Linked DNA regions of Homo sapiens: region 1 is linked to region 2. A link is a loop called in an ENCODE intact Hi-C map of the cell type or tissue named here. Cell type or tissue: ascending aorta. All regions are shown on one strand.

The links. A loop is a pair of places that touch in the nucleus more often than their neighbours do. Peaks named below come from ENCODE experiments on the same cell type or tissue, not always from the same donor. Only the 100,000 strongest peaks of a DNase experiment are listed, where the experiment ranks them.
Region 1: a loop joins it to region 2, with 2.2 times the contacts of the local background. A loop is called at or near these places in 1 of 110 quality-filtered maps.

What each region holds. Positions count from the first base shown.
Region 1 is chr11:79,172,694-79,175,193 of GRCh38, reverse strand. The region is part of intron 3 of TENM4 (teneurin transmembrane protein 4); the gene reads left to right. Among named protein-coding and RNA genes, the nearest start is that of TENM4-AS1, 81 kb to the right of the region's middle. In ascending aorta, a CTCF peak has its summit at 1,478; a DNase peak (open chromatin) is centred at 1,423; H3K4me3 peaks cover 1,033 bases; H3K27ac peaks cover 1,884 bases.
Region 2 is chr11:79,099,145-79,101,644 of GRCh38, reverse strand. All of the region lies in intron 4 of TENM4 (teneurin transmembrane protein 4), which reads left to right. Among named protein-coding and RNA genes, the nearest start is that of TENM4-AS1, 7.1 kb to the right of the region's middle. RefSeq lists a silencer at 1,267-1,561. In ascending aorta, a CTCF peak has its summit at 1,355 (motif pointing right); a DNase peak (open chromatin) is centred at 1,357.

The sequences.
Region 1 (2,500 bases), 74 kb before region 2:
TTGCTATACTTTGGCAAATTAACCTCTAAAAAACCTGTACTAGTTAACACCAGGTTTGACGGTCCAATATGCCCTGCTGAACTCAAACTTTCTAGGGTATTTGTTCAAGAAGTCTGATGGGGACAGCAAAGAAAGAAATAGAGCTCTATTTGAAGTCAAATAAAGACAGATGTATAGATAGAGATATTGATATAGAGATAGATAGTATATTACTTAGGATCCTGGCAAGAAACAGTGGCATTGTCATATGGGGTAGCTGAGGAGAGTGTAGTGAAGGGATTATTTTAAAAGTATGAGCAGGATTAAGGACAACCACTAAGGTTGGCAAAGTACCCTGAGGCTAACAACAGCTGGGAGCTGTCACTCCTAGACCTGATGAGCAAGGTGAAGGAGAAGTTCCTGCAACTTAGAGAGAGGTGTAGCAATATGATAGCTGTAGCAAAAGGCTGCCCAAAGGAGTCGTGCCTTCCTACATAGCAACACAGCAATTTCCCAGCAGGGAGGTCATCTGGAGAATAGAAACCCTAACCTCATTCTTCTCCCAACCTCCTCACACCTCCTGCCAGAGTCTCCCATTGGCTGAACCCAGCTGCAAGCCAGAGAGAGCCCAGTTGACCCAGTGGTTAAAGAGCAGCCTTGCAGGGCACAGAACAGGCTGGAAAAGGAGAGCAGTGGATCTGGAAGAGCCGATGAAAGACATGCACTAGGCACAGCTGTAGCTGTAAGCACAGGCATCGATTTTTTCATTTTAAATCAGTCTGAAGACAAAGGGAAGAATGGGTTGAAGAAAAAAAAATTAAAGATAGTGAGGAAACAAAATCAAAATTCCAGCCCAGTCTTTCACTTGCTGTAGGGGTATCTGAGACATAGGGAGGTATGAGTCAGTACATCTCTCCCCCGAGAGCATCATGTACAACGTTTCACCTTTGCCACCTCTTGCAAACCCCTCCCAGCAGAGTGTTGGTTTTTAGAAGCACCCGGGCAAAGAACAGACAAAGGGAGGATAAGCTGTGGGGGCGGGGAGACCAAGGTAGTCTTATGTAACTTACATCTTTATGAAAACTCATTTTGCTTTTATTTTAAGAAGTGCTATTTATGAATTCCCCAGGGGGTTAAAAAGCTTAAGAGATGGGTTTTTTATGTGATGTCAATAGAAAAATCTCTAAACTCCTGGAATAAATGATGCTTTTGTTTTGGCTTTCTGTTTTTCAAAAAGGCCATCTGTTTTCATAAACATAAATGAGACTCTCTAGCCACCTTTTCCCTTATAACCCTCTGTCTCTTTGCACAAATGACAACATTCCCTTCGTGATTCATTCCTGAAGACATTCTTCTGGGCTAAATGCGGCTGCTAAATTTGTACTTCAGTTTTCACTGTGAGTCCCACATGATCCTTGCTCAGGCGGCAACTGCACTATTACAGCTTTCACTTCTCGAGTCCCAGATTGCTATACCCTTGGGTTGCCAGCAGCTCTGCACCAGGCTTTATGCAACTGGCTTCTCCTGTTTTGCAAGGGTATCTGAGGTCTTTGAGGCAGCCCAATAAGTAGCAACCCTTCTCTACCTAAGTCCTAAGCGTGTTGAGAAATAAATGGAAGATAGCAGATGAAAGCTAAAATACCATGTTTATTATTGATAATGAATAATTTAGCTTAGTGTAACAGCTAAATAGGCTTGATAATTGGACCCAGAATTAGGCAGACTGACCCACCTGGTGATAGGCCACGTTGGATGAGGCAGAGGATAAGCCAGCTCCTGGAGGAACATAAAAAAAAGTTGCCAACTGCCAAGAAGAAGAAAATTGAGACTCAACCGAGAATAACCATATTCTTCCTCAGTTTACCATTCATGTAACTCATACCACTACCTGTGACCAAAGGGGCAAGATGGCTCACAAGAACACTAATGGGGCTCCCTTCCCATGGAAATAACTATCAGGAATAAAGATGAAGTTTTCCTTCCAACGGTGACATAAGTGTGACAGAAGCTAAAAATGTGCCTTGACTGAGCCTGGTCGATAAAATGTACTCAATAAATACATGTCGACTGTGTGTTCATTTATTTAACAAATACTTATTGAACAAAGTTAGGGCCAAAATAAGTTTAGTTTTTGATTCTTGGTACAGTAGAGAGCTGCTAGAAAATTCTGAGCAAGGAAAAGATATGATGAGATTTACATTTTGGAAAAATTACTCTGATTGCTTCTTGAATAATGGATTATAAGAAGGACAAGTATGAAAATGGAGAGACGAGGGCCAGGCACGGTGGCTCACGCCTGTAATCCCAGCACTTTGGGAGGCCGAGGCAGGCGAATCAGTTGAGGTCAGGAGTTGCAGACCAGCCTGGCCAACACGGAGAAACTCCGTCTCTACTAAAAATACAAAAAATTTAGCTGGGCGTGGTGGTGCACACTTGTAATCCCAGCTACTCTGAAGGTTGAGGCAGAGGTTGCAGTGAGCCAAGATCACACCACAACACTCCAGCCTGGGTGACAGATAGA
Region 2 (2,500 bases):
AGAGGAAAGTGAGGCGCAGAGCATCATTTACCCACGTAACACAAGGAACCCAGAGAAGTAAAGCACTGTGCAGGATTACTCAGCCCTCCAGGACGCAACGGTTTCTTAATTCTGCTTCTATCAATCAAGAGCCTCTCCGCCATGTCAATCCATTTCAAAGTCAAGCCAAAGTAAGGGCTGTAAAGCCAGGACCCTGTGTGTTAGTCCTGGAGCATGCCAAGGTCAAGACATGGCCCAACAATCAGAAATAACATCAGAATAACTCAGACTTCCACCTAATATTTCTCAGAAGTTATCAAGAACCACCAAATCCACAGAAAAACTGCTTAAAATCCGCCTTTTCTCTCTGCCCTCTACTGCATTTACTGACATCAGCTTCTCCTATATCTCTTTTAAAATATTTTTTATGAAAATTTTTTATATTCTACAGAGAGTGTTTATAACAAATATGTTCAGTGTAAACAATAATGAGAAACTCTCATGGCCCCACCAGCTAGCTTAAGAAACAGAACATGATGCCACCTTTGAAACCCTGGGGATGGCCCCCAATACCCTCCCCTCTTCCCAGGTAGCTGCCCTCCTACACTTATTCTCTTGCTTTTCTTTATAATCCTGGATGCTTTGCAACCCTCCCCCAGAGAAGCACTCTCCCCAGTCCAGCCCACACGCCTCTGCAGCTTCCATTTTTGCTTCTTTCCCTACCCCAGTCTGGTGTGACCTTTTCTGGGGGATGGGAAAGGGCCTGGAGAAAATGGACAGAGGACACAGGCAGACTCCTTTCCAGATAAGGGGAGTGGAAGGTTAAGAACACCCCTGCTAAATACCTTTTGTCCACTTGAAAACACATTGGGAGGAGAGAGGGAGGGGCTTCCTTGTAAGTTTATTCCTGGAGCAGGTTGCCACTTGTCACTTGGAGCAAGTCCCTTCACCATATGGACTTCTAAACTGGAGGGGGACTGGCACAGATTGGGGTTTCCTAAAATTGTCATTGCTTCTACAGATATTTACTGAGCACTTACTGTGTGCCAAGCAGCGCCATAGGTACAGGGATGATGTCGTGGGAAATGAGACAGACAAATTCCCTGACCTCAAGGAATTTACCATCGAGGGCAGGCCTCAGTCCTGCCCCACAACTAGCTATGATCCTCCCTTTGTCATTGTAAGCTATTCACCATTAAAGGTTGAGGTGGGGATGAAATTAGATGATAAATATGGAAGTGCCTGGAAAATCAGAGGCAGGTCTTGGCTAACACTACTTAGAAGACACCCCACAATCCCTGAAACGAGGTCCACTGGGCACGGAAGAGGCTGGAGCTTTGGGTACTCACACCTGTAGTTACCCAGATCTGCCACTGGATGTCAGTGATGTGTAGGAGGGGGCGGGGACCTAAGGGTGATGAGCTTTTTAAGTTGAGAAAAGTGCGAAATAACTGCTTACAGTGTGCTATATGCTGTTCTCCATGTATTTGTTATAGCATTTGATGTTTACGGAAACCCTATGATTTGCATATCCTTATACCCATTTTACAGACAGGGAAACGTGCTCAGGGGAGGGATATAAGTGGTTGTCTCCCCTCCTCCACCTGAGAGTACCAGGCAAAGATTGCTAAAGATGCTAAAAACGGCCCTGGCGTGAAAGTGCTCAACCAGACAGCCCTTTACTGCTGCTAAACTGCTATGAACAGCATCTCCCCATACTTGGGGCAGCAAATGGCTGCACAAATGCATGAGAAACAAAAAGCTCCACAGCTGTTAAAACCCCCATGGGCACCCATGAAGGTTACAGTACAAGTGTTTGCTAGGCAGATAGATGGGTACAGATTAACAAGAGCCACGTGGTGACAGCAGAGCTTGCTGTGCTCTCTGTCAATCTAGAAGCAATCATGGCTATGGCCAACTTTTATGTTCCTTGTGGTGAGGATTACAAAAAGGTCTCTGGGGATCTTGCCTTAAAGAGCATACAGATGTATAGGGTGTCAGCATTGAAGAGCTGTAGTCCCAGTCCTTCCTAAACAATCCCTGAGAAGCTCTACTGAAAAATTAAAGGGGAAAGTGGGGGAGTATTCAAGGTCAAATTCATTTTGGGAAAATCTGCATGAAATAGTTTTGATGATCATTGCAATTAGTAGACCTGATGATGATATCATCCACCTCTTTGATATAGACCCAGGGGAGCAAGTGCTTTGGGAGGGGAAATGACTAGTTCAGGACCACAGAGGCAAAGAGGACACCATGACTCTGACCTCTCCCCATGGGACCTTAAATTCACACCATGAGAACGACAGGGAAAAGGACATGAACAATGGGATGGGATGTTCCACAGAAGACTATATGGGGGGCCTGCAAAGGAGAGAGGGTCTGGAGCAAAGGCACTGGGGCTAGATCCCCACAGAAGGAAATCCCAGCAGCACTCCCTCAGATGCACCCCTGGCAGGAGGGGAATCCAGGTGGTGCCCAAGGCAAACCAGAGACCCCCAGGAATGACTAAGGAACGGAGCTC